Linked DNA regions of Homo sapiens: region 1 is linked to region 2. The links are chromatin contacts, found by Hi-C or POLR2A ChIA-PET in ENCODE. All regions are on one chromosome and are shown on one strand. The core of a region is the stretch at or near the end of the contact, and the rest is flanking DNA. Distances in the headings are between cores, read along the strand shown.

What was found. A loop is a pair of places that touch in the nucleus more often than their neighbours do. ChIA-PET counts read pairs that join two places held with the same protein, here RNA polymerase II (POLR2A). Pooled maps may share reads with other maps.
Region 1: a loop to region 2 is called in a map of posterior cingulate gyrus, with 2.0 times the contacts of the local background. The contact joins the enhancer-like site here to the promoter of CEL in region 2. A Hi-C loop is called at or near these places in 22 of 168 maps with a recorded cell type or tissue (Right ventricle myocardium superior, adrenal gland, cardiac septum and 13 more), 3 of 37 single-sample maps with no recorded cell type and 24 of 50 pooled maps. POLR2A ChIA-PET finds 5 or more read pairs at or near these places in 8 of 52 experiments (GM12878, K562, RWPE1 and 5 more).

The regions. Positions count from the first base shown.
Region 1 is chr9:133,102,124-133,109,247 of GRCh38, reverse strand. It overlaps RALGDS (ral guanine nucleotide dissociation stimulator), which reads left to right. Exons shown (of 18, transcript NM_006266.4): 5 at 382-575; 6 at 842-1,260; 7 at 1,948-2,163; 8 at 2,500-2,603; 9 at 3,232-3,316; 10 at 4,917-4,985; 11 at 5,415-5,501; 12 at 5,986-6,018; 13 at 6,348-6,469; 14 at 6,677-6,772; 15 at 7,109-7,124. Among named protein-coding and RNA genes, the nearest start is that of RALGDS, 16 kb to the left of the region's middle. RefSeq lists an enhancer at 6,847-7,124. Within about 2 kb of position 5,872, at least 8 of the 41 ENCODE cell types and tissues checked have a DNase peak (open chromatin) inside an H3K27ac peak, as active enhancers do; they include dorsolateral prefrontal cortex and gastrocnemius medialis, where a contact is called at or near this core.
Region 2 is chr9:133,058,211-133,065,294 of GRCh38, reverse strand. It overlaps CEL (carboxyl ester lipase), which reads right to left and starts at 3,314. Exons shown (of 11, transcript NM_001807.6): 1 at 3,227-3,314; 2 at 741-891; 3 at 533-655; 4 at 58-255. The coding sequence starts at 3,292. It overlaps LOC124902325, which reads left to right and starts at 3,963. Exons shown (of 2, transcript XM_047424377.1): 1 at 3,963-4,546. The coding sequence starts at 3,963. It overlaps GTF3C5 (general transcription factor IIIC subunit 5), which reads right to left. Exons shown (of 11, transcript NM_012087.4): 11 at 6,792-7,084. RefSeq lists enhancers at 3,599-4,351, 4,352-5,103.

The DNA of each region.
Region 1 (7,124 bases), core at 4,623-7,122, 41 kb before region 2:
CTCTGGGAGAACAGGATTAGTGGGAAGATGAGACCCACACACAGCTCTGAGAGAGTAAGGCAGCTCACCAGCACTGAGCTACAAGTTGAGGAGCCGCCAGGGACCTGCAGATGCCCGGCAGGAGGACCGATCCCTCATGGAGTTTACATTCCAGCGAGGAGGGGGTGCTGGGAGACATGCAGAGCTGTGGGCGGGGCTTCCTTGGAGGAGGGGAGAGGTGTTCGCCACTGACCAGGGGCCTCCTTGGTTCTTTTAGCTGGACAGCCAAGGGGGCTTGGGCCGGGGCAGGTGGCCTTCAGATGGACAGGGGCCGGCTCAGGAGCCCAGCCTGGCTCAGGGGAGCCCAGGCCTCTGACTCTGCTGCCACCCACCTGTCCCCAGTGCCATCTCCTCCATCCTGGGCACCTGGCTGGACCAGTACTCGGAGGATTTCTGTCAACCTCCGGACTTTCCCTGCCTCAAGCAGCTGGTGGCCTACGTGCAGCTCAACATGCCAGGCTCAGACCTGGAGCGCCGTGCCCACCTTCTCCTGGCCCAGCTGGAGCACTCGGAACCCATTGAGGCAGAGCCTGAGGGTGAGGAGGACTGGGGTGGGTGCCAGAGGGTGAATGAGGAGGGGTCGGTGCTGGGCCACACGAAGAGGAGGCTCCAGGGTCTGGTGCTGGGTCAGGGGCCCAGATGAGCCTCAGACCACACAGGCAGGGACCACAGGCAGGAGAGTGGCCTGGTACACGTTTTGTGGGTTCGGGGAGAGAGGCTTCTCTGGAAGCCGGGGCTGTTCTGTGTCTTTGGAAAGGCACAGGAAAGGCTGGCATGTTGTTGAACTTTTCTCCTCTTGCAGCTCTGTCACCAGTGCCAGCTCTAAAACCAACTCCAGAGCTCGAGCTAGCTCTAACACCAGCTCGAGCACCCAGCCCAGTGCCGGCTCCAGCCCCGGAGCCAGAGCCAGCTCCAACACCAGCTCCAGGTTCAGAGCTAGAAGTAGCTCCAGCACCAGCTCCGGAGCTCCAGCAGGCTCCAGAGCCAGCTGTGGGACTAGAATCGGCTCCAGCGCCAGCTCTGGAACTAGAGCCAGCTCCAGAACAGGATCCAGCTCCCTCACAAACTCTAGAGCTGGAGCCAGCTCCAGCACCAGTTCCATCATTACAGCCTTCCTGGCCTTCACCTGTGGTTGCAGAGAACGGGCTGAGTGAGGAGAAGCCTCACCTCTTGGTGTTCCCTCCAGATCTGGTGGCAGAGCAGTTTACACTGATGGATGCGGTGAGCAGCTCAGCTTGGCAGGGCAGGGGTGGGCCTGCCTTCTGGCAGCATCTGCTGTCCCAGACCTACCATTTGCTGATCCAGAGCTGATGTTCTGGTCAAATCCCAGCTCTGCTGCTACACACCAAGTAACCAGGTCGTTCCTTAACCCCAAGTCCTCAGTTTACCTCTGGACAGTAGAGATGAGGTCACCCCTATCCTCCAGAGTGACTGTGCAGATTCTAGATGGAACAGACAGGAAGCTCAGCAGGCCTGGCCTGTGGGAGCGGAGGGTGCTCACCAAGGTGCATCCATGGGTCACCCCCATCTGTTCAGGAGGCTCACCAGCCTCAGCACTCATTAGGCACTTGGTGTGTCCTGGAGCCTATGGCAGACACTGGACAAAGCCCTTAGTTGTAGCGCCCACAGCAGATGTGCGTCTGGATGGGGAGCAGACTGAGGCGGGGGGATGGGGGGTGGGCAGGCGTGAGCCGCCTGTTGGAGCTGGGGCTTGGTGAGGCTGCGCGAGGCGGTGCTCCTCTTCTTCCCACCAGCGTTCTGTCCCGGGTCACTTGTGTGCTGGGCACCCTGCATGGACACGGGATAAAACCCAGAGATCCCCACAAGGCTCAAGCTGCATCCTCAGCTTCCCCAGCACCAGCCCAGACTGCTGGGGCAGGACCAGGTGACATTTAGCCTCCTCCCCAGGAACTGTTCAAGAAGGTGGTGCCCTACCACTGCCTGGGCTCCATCTGGTCCCAGCGGGACAAGAAGGGCAAGGAGCACCTGGCGCCCACCATCCGCGCCACTGTCACCCAGTTCAACAGTGTGGCCAACTGTGTCATCACCACCTGCCTCGGGAACCGAAGCACGAAAGCCCCAGACAGGGCCAGGGTGGTGGAGCACTGGATCGAGGTGGCCAGGGTATGCCAGAGGAGGGGCCTGGGCCCCCACTTTGGCTTCATCTGTTCTCAGGTTGTGGTCTGCAGTCCAAGGCCCTGTACAGGCCCCAGTCTACCCTTCCCAGGGGCATGCTGGCCTTGACTCTCCCAGCCCACTGCCTGGATGCTCACGTCTTCCTTACACTCTTTCCTTGGGTTGAGCTAAAATCCTCCTGTCACCCCCGGGTCGCAGGCGTGCCCTCTGGGGACTCCCTGGGTGTCTGTCTCATTAGGAGGGGAGGCTTGGCCAAGGGGGACTGAGGCCAGGCAAGCTGGGAGCTCCAGCCCCACCTCATGCCTCCTGCTCTTCCCGCCCCAGGAGTGCCGGATCCTCAAGAACTTCTCGTCACTGTATGCCATCCTCTCTGCCCTGCAGAGCAACTCCATCCACCGTCTGAAGAAGACGTGGGAAGACGTTTCCAGGTGGGCATGCCTCTGTAGGAGCTCCTGGTGCACCAGGGACCTCCCACAGGGCTGGCATCACCCCCTTAGTGAGCCCATGGGAGGCCACAAACCCTGAGGGCAGGGACCCTTCACTGACCTGAGTTGGCAGCAGCTCTGCCTCAGAGCTCGGCTTCCTAAGCTGTCAGATGGTGGGTTGAGCCACATCAGAGATTTTCAGGTATTCGTGTTGTAGCCACAGAACCCTCATCCAATTGAAATCAAAACCTTTGTGCCAGGCGCAATGGCTAACGCCTGTAATCCCAGCTACTTGGGAGGCTGAGGCAGGAGAATTTCTTGGACCCAGGAGGTAGAGGTTGCAATGAGTCGACATCTGGCCACTGCACTCCAGCCTGGGTGACTGAAACTGTCTCCAAAAAAAGAAAAAAACCCCTTTGGAAATAGCTGCTCAGTGGAAACGGGAATGGGGTCCTGTTGCACCAACATGAAGGCCCCCTCCCCAGACCTGCAGAGCGTTAGTGCTCTGGGGTACCCTGTGTGCTGCGTTCAGGCAGTCTGGGGTCTTTCAGCTCTAAAATAAAACGGATTTGCACTCACACCCCTCCCTACCATTCCCAGCTTTCTCTTTCCTTCTTTGCCCTTCTGACAGGGACAGTTTCCGGATCTTTCAGAAGCTGTCAGAGATCTTCTCAGATGAGAACAACTACTCATTGAGCCGGGAGCTGCTCATCAAGGTGGAGTGGCGGCAGGCTGGGGCGGGGGCTGGGGCGGGGGCTGGGGCGGGGGCTGGGGCGGGGGCTGGGGCTGGGGCGGGGGCTGGGGCGGGGGCTGGGGCGGGGGCTGGGGCGGCGGGCGGTGGCATTCGCTTCTTGCTGGGAAAGTTCCTTTCCCGTGTGCGTGAAGGGGGAAGAGGGATCTGTTTGGCCCCTGGGTGTTTGAGGGACAGGGCCCCAGTTAATTGGACACAGTAAGGGTAGCAGTGGAGGTTCCAGGAGGAGTAGATGGGCATCAGGACCAGCAGGCCTCTGGCTTCCTCGCCGGTCCCTCCTGCTGGGTGGGAAGGGGATGCGGCTCCTGCCCCCACACCGGCCCAGTCTGTCCCCGGGAGGCCAGGCTCCTGACGCTACCTCTGTCTGCTCTACACACCCAAGGAGAGGGCAGCCTGCCTACCCCAGGGACAGGAGCTGCAGGGGATGCCAGGGGCCAGGTGGCCAGACCTGGGAGGCAGATTTGGAGGCCCCATGTGGCTTCCCTACCCTGCCCCGAGAAGAGACACTGACCAGAGAACCCTGTAGAATTCTTCCCATGGCACCCCATTAGCTGTGGCGGATACCCCAGATGACTGAGGAGAACTTTCAGTGACTAATGGATTCACGAGGCCTCAGAGGGAGTCAAGTGTCACTGCCTGGTGCCCCTGGCATACCCGGTCAGTGAAATGGCATCTAGGGCCCCCCTCCTGCGTGGACACACACAGAGTTCCCTACAGGGGAGCATCGCAGGGGGCTCCTGGGACACCTGTCCCTCTCCCTCCGTGGCACAGCTCCACTGGGGGCCCTGGCATGCACGAGAAGCCCAGAGGACGGTACCCTGATCAGTGACCAAACGGGTAAAGGCAGATGGGGCAGAGCCTCTGGCTAGGACAGAAGAGCCTGTTCTGAGTCCCTGGGGGGCCCAGGGCAAGTCACTGCCCATCTCAGGGCCATAGTTTCCTCATCTAGAAAATGGAGGAATGCCAGCCCTGGGGTGCTGACCTTATGGAAGGTTCAAGGGAGAAAGGAGTGTGCAGCCATAACAGGACTGTAGCGCAGAGTCTCTGAGGCCCTGCGAGGCAGGTGGAGTTTTTTTATTTGTTTAGAGAAGGAGTCTCGCTCTGTCTCCCAGGCTGGAGTGCAATGGCGTGATCTCGGCTCACTGCAATCCCCACCTCCTGGGTTCAAGGGATTCTCCTGCCTCAGCTTCCCAAGTAGCTGGGATTATAGGTGTGCACCACCAACCCAGGTAATTTTTGTATTTTTTAGTAGAGATGGGGTTTCACTGTGTTGGCCAGGCTGGTCTTAAACTCCTGACCTCAAGTGATCCACCTGCCTTGGCCTTCCAAAATGCTGGGATTACAGGCGTGAGCCACCGCACCATGCAGCAGGCGGAGTTCTCATCCGCACTTTCCAGAGGGGGAGGCAGGCTCAGGAAGGCCAGGCCACCGGCCCAGGACCCCACACTAGTGAGTATTGATACAGGGTCAGCCCTGGAACCCGACCACACTGGCAGCACCCCAGGTCAGGGTGCCTGAGGGCTGAGGGGATAGGGCCTTGCTGACCCTGTCCTCTACCCTGGCAGGAGGGCACCTCCAAGTTTGCCACCCTGGAGATGAACCCCAAGAGAGCCCAGAAACGGCCGAAGGAGACGGTGAGAGTGCCCAAGGCCGCGGAGGGGCAGGGGGCTGGCCTGGGGGTAGGGAGGAGGGCCCTTTCCTCTCTAGCCACGGTGCCTATGGGCCCCATTAGAGGTAGCCTCCTCTGGACCCTAGCAGAGCCACACCTGGATCAGCTGGTATCTGGGAAGACCAGCTGCAGCCACGAAAGGACAGGCCTGGCAGAGCCGGCTCAGGCGGGTGTGGGGCTGGGGAGGGCCAGGGGCCACACGACTTGGGAACCTGGCATTTCCCAGATGCCAGCCAGGGAGATGGCTAGAGGGAGTCTGGGGTCCAGGGAGACAGTGGGCCCCAGGAGGCCCCCAGAGGTCCCCCAGCTGTTCCAAGTGAGACCAGTTGGGGCTGGGGGCTGAGAAAGCCTTCAGGGGAGGGGCCTTGCTCATCCTCCTACCCCAATGTCACAGGGCATCATCCAGGGCACCGTTCCCTACCTGGGCACGTTCCTCACCGACCTGGTGATGCTGGACACTGCCATGAAGGACTATCTGTATGTGAGTGTGCCGGGCGGGGCTGGAGTAGGGCCCGGGAGGAGAGACCTTCCCTGAGCCCTGGGGGCTGGGCTGCCACACCTGTCCCAGCAATGAGTAAACAGCTCAGTGCCCTGCTGGTGACACCCCAGGGCTGCCCAAACACAGAGCTGCAGCAGGGTTTGGCTGAGTGGGACACAGCCCATCCCTCAGGCAGTGACCCTGAGCACAGAGGGAAGCCAGGCCCTCAGCGGTCAGGCGGCACGTGGTGGCTGAGCAGGGCCTTCTCACCCAAGGCCTCAGTCCATTGTCCTCCGAGAGTGCTGGACAAGAAGTCCCCAAGCCTCTGCCCGCATGTCCCCTTGCCCTGGTGCCCAGCACCGGCTTCAATCCAGGGGTGTGCGTGCCCTGCCCCCTGGTGGGCACTCTTGATAGTGCAGCATGAGGTGGGGAGACTGTAATGGTCAAGGGGTCACTTTCTGACGGCCATTGGGTGTCCACCTTCCAGGGCAGACTCATCAACTTTGAGAAGAGGAGGAAGGTAAGCAGCTGCAGGCAGCCCTGACTTGGGGAGGGGTGGAAAACAGACCCACCAGGGTAGGACATTTCAACTCCTACCCTCTCCTTAGATTCATGGGACATGGGACATTTGGACACAGAGAGAAGGGGGTCCCCTCCCACTGGAGGGTGAGGGTAGGAGGTTATAATCCAGGACCACCTCCTGGGGAGTGGCTGAGCCCAACTTTGAGAACAGGAAGGCCTGGATGGGAGTAGAGGGGAGGAAGGGACCCCAAGAACAAAGACCCAGAGACTGGCCCCTGTGCTGCCCGGGGGGCCTTGTCACCGCCCTGTGCTTCCCTCTGGCCCCAGGAGTTCGAGGTGATCGCCCAGATCAAGCTGCTGCAGTCGGCCTGCAACAACTACAGCATCGCGCCAGATGAGCAATTTGGGGCCTGGTTCCGGGCCGTGGAGCGGCTCAGCGAGACTGAGAGGTGAGGCCGGGGCAGCAAATGGGGACAGTGGGGGCAGGCTGTCCTAGGGGGCCAGCTCCAGAGGGCCAGCAGCTATGACCCATGGTCAGCCTCAGCCCCTGTTGCCTGAGGATGGCCGGGGCACCCCGACTCCAGCTTCTGGGCAGGTGCTGGGGGAAGGCCGGAGCATGGCCCCTGGTTGTCACACCACTGCCCCTCTGCTCATAGCTACAACCTGTCGTGCGAGCTGGAGCCCCCATCCGAGTCAGCCAGCAACACCCTCAGGACCAAGAAGAACACAGCCATTGTCAAGCGCTGGAGCGAGTAAGGGCCTGGCCAAGGGTGGTAGGGGCAGCTGCCTTGGGGCTCAGAAGCTTCAGGGCTGAGCCTGGGCTCAGGGAGTCAGGGAGGCTGGCCCTGGAATCCTACCCTGCTGCTGACTGGCCCTGAGACTGGGATGAGTCCCCTCACCTTTTTGGGCCTCAGTTTCCTCCTCTGTGAAATGGGGTGATACTAAATGCTCTCCCAGATGGCTGTGGTGAATGGAGTACTGGCAACTGTCCCAGCACTTTGCACAGTCCTTGGGCGCAGGGTGCAGGGGCTGTGGGGTTGGGATGTGTCCTTGGGGAGCCCCCTTAACTAAGCCAACTCTTCACCCAGCCGCCAGGCCCCCAGC
Region 2 (7,084 bases), core at 2,065-4,564:
CCCTGCTGGGCTCAGCATGCTGGTCGCCCCACCTCAGGGCCGAAGGCACCCACGCACCTGGCAGATTGGCGTCCCCAGTGCTGAGGAACCCAAGGGGGCCGACACGGTAGTTGAAGGTGACCACGATGACGTTTCCGCGTGTGGCGATCTCCTCGCCGTCATACAGGTAGTTGTTGAGGAAGTTGGCCCCATGGCCGGACCCCATGAGGAAGGCGCCTCCATAGATCCAGATCATAACGGGCAGGTCCCGGGAGACTGAGATGGGGGAGCGGCTGGTGACCCCAGACGCCCCGCCTGGCCCTGTCTCCAGCCGGTCCCCTGTCCCTGTGCAGCAGGTGCCTGGGGCCAAGACAGGGAGGTGCTCCAAGGCGCTGCCCTGCCCCAGGCTGGGCAACGGCAGTGGGCGCTCCCCTCCCCGCCTCTGTGGGATTTCATGGAAGTTCAGCTTTGCAGCCCCCAGACTCAAGCCAGGAGTAGACCCGGGGCAGTGGCTGCATGGGAGGGTCCCTTGGGGAGTAGAGGGGAGGCAGACCTTGCTTCCTGCCCTGGGGCACCCAAATGTTGAGGTACAGGCAGTCTTCATCCCCGTAGGTGCTGTCCTGGGTGATGGTGGCCTGCAGGCATCTCTTCTTGAAGTTCTTGGCCTTCAGGGTCCCTGCAGGTGGCAGGAGTTGGCATGAGGAAGGCAGCCGCCCTCACCCGCCCCGCCGCAGGGCCAGTCCGGCACCACCCACTCCCACCTTGCCAGCCAGGATGTGGCTGAGGATTTTCCAGGGCCTTGGTGGGAGCTGCGAAGGGGATGCCCTTGAAGATGTCCACAGAGTCACCCAGGAGGCCGAGCTTCTTATTGACGCCTTCCACGAACCCACCTTCTGTGTACACGGCGCCCAGCTGCGAGGGAGACACGGGCAGGGTCAGGGGGGCTCAAGCCCCATCGGCCTGAATCCGGAGGGGGCAAGGCAAGCCGACTCCGCGTGCCCAGAGGCAAAGACAGCTTCAAAGCAGGACAGCTCTGCACAGGAGACCCAGGCAGCACCCCCTGCCCTGCAATGCTCAGGGCTTTAGGATTCCTGTTCCTCTCCTTATCCCTGGGGGTGTCCTGCTCCCAGAATCTTAGAGGAAACTGGTTCAACCAGTGTTCCCACTAGGGAAGCCGGCCAAGAGGTGGGATGGAGGTTTGGGTTCTGGCTATGGCCGCCCAGCTTTGACTCCGATCCTCAGTTTCCCCATGTGGAAGACGAGCAACAGCCGTGTCTCCTGTCGGCCTGTTTGCCATCACATGGGAGGCCTGTCCAGCTCCCGGGAGGAGTGTACCCAATGCTCAGTGTACCCGGGATGTTTCACACCAACCTTCCTCCTTTCTGAGGGGTGGGGCCTGCTTTTCCCTCCTCCCATCTCCCTGCACAGGGCCTAGCTGGCTGGGCACAAAGTCGATGGCCCCATGCCCAAGTCCCCACAGTTCCTGAGCCCCCTGCTGGTAAAGAACCCCCTAGGGACCACACCTCCCACCCCCGCCACGCTTCCCTGTGCCATGAAAATGGCCTCTGTGCACCAAGCTGTCCACCCCCACGAGGGGCCTGGAGGTTGGTGCTCATCCACCCTCTGTCCCTGACGGAACTGAGGCTGGGCAGCTTTTGGGCTTGAAGTCACCCTGTTGAGAAGCAGCTGTCTGCCCCAGTGCCACCTCCTGTCCATCTTGGGCAGCAGCTCCCTCTTCCCGTGGTGCATGGTGGGACCAGGTCATTGCTTGCTGGCTGTCACCTGTGCCAGGTTCCAGGTGGGGAAGGGCAGGGTGGCCCTACACCCCCAGGCCCAGCCAGGGTCCCAGCAGCCCTCTGAAGTCTAGGGTGATGGGCCCCCTGTCACACTGGTGTGGGAGAGTGCGGCGGTTGGAACTGGAGGAAAGGAACCAGAAGCAACACATGCAGGCATCGTGGGCATCCCCTGCGAGGCATCTGTGTCTCCTTGTGCCAGTGGCGTGATCCCTGTGCAATTGAGACTGGCCAGAGGGCCTCAGGGTGGGGAAATGGGGAGGGGTCGTGATGACCTGCCGAAGGCCTCTCAGCACCCCAAGAAGAGCTCGCCCAAGAAGAAGGTGACCTCTCCTTTGAGTCAGGAGCCCAGGACCACTGCCCAAACCTCCCGGTCCCAGGGCCAGGGAGTGTGGAGAGCAGGCAGCAGAGGTGGAGACAGGAGTCCCCAGGGCCTGAGACACCGCAGGCGGCAGAACAGCGTGGTTGGGATCTGGGGTCCCCTGTGTGACTCCTGCTGGGGGCAGGGACTGGGCCGGGCACCGACACCGGCTTCCTGTGGGGCTTGGGGTTTCTGTGGCTTCTCCTTCACAGGCAGAGAGGGTAGAATTTATGGATGCCTCGAGAGAGCTCCTGCCTGCCGGCTCTCTTTCTGGAGGGACCCGGACCCGGGTGTGGAGTAGCTCGGCTTTCAGCTTCCTGCACAGGAATAGGAGGCAGCAGCTGTGCCATGCTGGGCAAACTGCCTGCCTGCTTCTCTCCACCCGTCTGCCTGCTCTCCACACTCCCTGCCCCTGGGCCCGTTTCCCCTTCTGTAAAATGGGAACAACAGAGAGGTGGAATCACCAGGATTAGCAAATGTAAATTCAAGAGGCCCAGTTACATTTGAATTTCAGGTAAACAGTGAATTGTTTTTTAGTATGTTTCATTTTTTTCTTTTTCTATTTTTTGAGACAGAGTCTCGCCCTGTCACCCAGGCTGGAGTGCAGTAGCGTGATCTCAGCTCACCGCAATCTCCACCTCCCAGCTTCAAGCGGTTCTCCTGCCTCAGCCTCCCGAGTAGCTGGGATTACAGGCACCCACCACCACGCCCGATTAATATTTGTATTTTTAGTAGAGACGGGGTTTCACCATGTTGGCCAGGCTGGTCTCCAACTCCTGACCTCAAGTGATCCACCCACCTCGGCCTCCCAAACTGGTGGGATTGCAGGTGTGAGCCACTGCGCCCGGCCCATAGAAATTTGTTTCAAATATTGCATGGGACATACTTACACAGCAGTTCTTGGCAGTTTATCTGAAATTCAAATGGAATTGGGCATCCTGTGTTCTACCTGGCACCTGTCCCCATAGAAATGAGCGTGAGTGCCCGGGATCTGCTGCGGGGCTGTGCTGGGCTCTTTCTCAGCCTGGCCCGAAGTTTCCAGATCTGATTGAGCGAGAGAGCAGCAGGACCTGCCCCTCTGCTGGGCTCTTACCTTCGCGGCACTCGCCACTGCCCAGCAGCAGGTGAGGCCCAACACAACCAGTTGCAGGCGCCCCATGGTGAGCATCAGCCTCTGGGTGGCCCTCCCCCTGGGCCTCGGGTATTTATGGAGCTGGATCCAAGGTCACATGCTTGTTCATGAGCTCTCAGGCACTCCCTCCCCTCTACCCCCTCAGGTGCAGGGAGATCCAGTTTTCCCCAAACCCACAGTGCACCTGTGCAGGTTACCACTTACCTGGGAGCAGAGGCAGGTGGCAAGGTGGCGGGTGGTAAGGGGGATGGTGGGGCCGGGCAGGGTGCACAGTGCCCTGCCTTCTGGTTTGTTCACAGGGCTTGGTGTCACTGTCAGAGAAAAGGGCATACTTTGTCTCCATGTCTCCATGCCCTGCTTGTCCCCTAGGTCCCCAAAGGGGCTTCAGAGGGGACCGAGCACGTGACTTCTGGGACAGAAAGGGCAGCATGCTGCAGGCCCTCCACTCATGTGGCTGACCTTATCTGTACGAGCTTTTCCTGGGGCCCGTGGAGCGGGTAGTCCAAGCTGGGTGCGAATCCCAGAGCAGCACAAGGCAGTCCCACTCAAGGGTGTGGAAGTGTCACCATCCAGCCTGATGTGTCCTGGGAGGGAGGACTAGAGGCTCAGGGGGTGTGGGTGGGGGGGTGCGGAGGCATCTAGCCCAACCATGTAGGTTTCCCTGTGGAAACAAAGGGCCCAGCCGAGGCCCTGGGGCATGCCCAGGCAGAGTGACAGAAGGGGAGGGAAAGAGGCCAGTGGGAGGGAAGGGAGAAGGTCGTGTGAGGTTGTGGAGGAGGAGGCGACTCGTATTTTCTGTGAACAGGTATTAATCCTGGAGCCAGGAAAGGCTCTGAGAAGTGAAAGAACACCACGAACAAAGTCTTCAGATGGGGCCTTTAAGCTCAGCCAGTGTGAGGTCACCCTCACCGAGACACTCAGTGGCAGCTCCAGCCACCGCACAGCCCTCTGCAGTGATGGGAACAGGGTGAGGGCAGCCAGAGCCTTCCCACCCAACAGTCCCCCAGGAGACACTGGGGCCTGTGCTTCCCACACCAACCACACTCCCGTTCTGCCACCCCTGCGGCCGGTGCCAGGGACCGAGTGGACCTGCAGAGCCACGTCTGTCCCTCTGTCTGTCGACCACAGCCGGTGCCAGCAATTCAGGAGGCCTAGTGGGCGAGGGAGGCTGGGGAAAGGACTGGAGGGTGGGAGGAGGAGCTCGGCCACAGGAAATAAGGGGCCTGCAGGTGGCTGGGGCGCCCCAGGGCAAAGGCATTTGCCTCAGACCTTTGCTGCAGTGTCATTTACAGTGGCTAAGGAGGAAAGGGGAGGGCAGAGGGGAGGCAGCAGGGAGAGGAAGGAGGTGGGGGAGGGCTGGGGCAGGGCAGAGGGAAAGGAAGGCCCCAGTTTATATCTATGTACATTTTTAGAGCAGCTTTAGGTTCACAGCAAAATTAGAGGAAGATTACAGAGATTTCCCGTATGTCCTCGCCCCACTCCAGTCTCCCCCGTTATCAACATCCCCCACCAGGGGGTACAGCTGTTAACACCTGATGAATCCACATTGACATGTCATTATCACCCGGAGTCCACAGAGGTTTTTTGTTTGTTTGTTTTTTTGAGACAGGGTCTCTGTCACCCAGGCTAGAGTGCAGTGGCACAATCATAGCTCACTGCAGTCTTGAACTCCTGGGTTCGAGGGATCCTCCTGCTTTAGCCTCTGAAGTAGCTGGGATTACAGGCGTGCGCCATCACACCCAGCCGATTTTTGTATTTTTAGTAGAGACTGGGTTTCACCATGTTGGCCAGGCTGGTCTCAAACTCCTGAGCTCAAGTGATCTGCCCGCCTCAGCCTCCCAAAGTGCTGGGATTACAGGCATGAGCCACCGTGCCCAGCCTCATACTTTATTTTTTTAAAATTGGCAAAAAAAAAAAAAAAAAACTTATTTCCTGGCTCTGTCTCTTCCAAAGCCCTAGCAGTAACGAAATCCCAGGAGCAAGCCCCACCCCTGGTGACCAGACTGGGGTCTCTAAACACCATATTCACACCGACTGAGTGCACCCTGGGGAGATGGTTGGGCCGGGTCCGCAACAGGAAATGCCAGGGAGGGGCTGGAGCCTGCAGCATCGTGGTAGCTGTAAGTAAGGAAGGTGCCCAAGACCCAAGGCTTGTGTCAAAGGACTACAGAGGTCAACCTGAGGCCGCCTCTGGGCAAAGATAGACAAGTTGGGCATGAAAAAGCAAGCCTGCAATTGACAGACGTGAGAGTTCACCAGGCAGCCCAGGAAACACGCTCTCCACCCCCTCCTGCCCTGTCACTGGCCCTTGCCAGGGCACTAACTCATTGTTCTGAAAACTGTTAGAGGTGATAACAGGCATTTTCCCTTCTTTTCTGTGAAAATAGTATTTCAGGGTAATCAAACAGACGATGAGGAAGATTCCTTTATAGGATTCCAGCTACTAAATGCAGAGGGAACGATATAATTCAAAAAAATCACCATTTTGCACCCTTAAGGAAGTAGTAGGTCCAGGCAATTATCAACGGCTATTCAAAAGCCATTAAATAGGCTGGACGCAGTGGCTCACACCTGTAATCCCAGTACTTTGGAAGGCTGAGGCGGGAGGATCCCTTGAGCCCAGCCTGGACAACATTAGTGAGACCTCATCTCTACAAAAATTCAAAAATTATCTGGGCATGGCGGTACACAACCTGTAGTTCCAGCTACTCAGGAGGCTGAGGTGGAAGGATCACCCGAGCCCAGGAGGTTGAGGCTGCAGTGAGCCCTGATTGCATCACTGCACTCCAACCTGGGTGACAAAGCAAGACCATCTCAAAAAAAAAAAAAAGACCCACAAATGAAACAAAAAACCACAGAAACCCAAAAACCGTTAGATAAAAGACCAACACATCAGGCTGACAACACCTAAACCTGCTGGTCAATCCTAGTAAGCAGACCTCCCGTGCATGCAGACTGACGCAGCCTAGGAAGAGACCTTGAACCCGAATCTGGCTGAGCCTCCACCTGTCCCCAGGAAATACAGGGGAGAGAGGAGCAGGTTCAGCACCACACAGAAGCAACCAGCCAATCCAGAACAGGGCCATTCTCTGACAACTGACTGTTTCTTCAACAAATACTCGGCACGCACACAGGTTGGGAGGGAGTGCTGCTGCCGACTTGGGGAGACACAAGAGGTGCCTCAGCCAAGGGCAACATGGGGAGCGGGGCCAGGCAGGCAGGCTCGGTGGGCTCAGGACCCACTAGTTTCACACTGGGCAGCCACAGGACAGCAGGGCCCGTTTCCCATGACTTTGTCAAGAAGGTATTCATTTAGAGAAGAACTGACCCCAGGCCTGGAGTCCTCCTAGCTGCCCTCACCCAACCCGACCACATGTGAGGGGGGCACAGGCCAGCACTGCCAGCATGTCACTGAATGAATGAAGGAATGAATGAAGGAATATATGAAGGGACAAAGGGGGCCCAAGCCCCAAGGCAATAAGAAGACTCCCCTGCAGCGCCAACATTCACACCAAGAAACCAAGACTTCTCGGGAAACTGGTTTAATAAGGACAATTCCAGAGGGGCCTGGCTGTGGCCAAAGCTGTGCCAAACGGTTGGGATCCAGAGCTAAAGGCACTTCTTGCCACGTGAGACCATGGGCGAGGCTCCCCACGCTATCTCCACCACCACAGTCATGAGAGCCAAGCGAGACTGGCCTGTGGCCTGGGGCTCCACAGCTGCCCAGCTCCACCTCCGGCATTTACTGGTCTCATCCTGAGAGGCATTGGGTGCCCACTCACTGGCTGGATGCTGGGCTGGTTCATGGGTGGCAGAGCC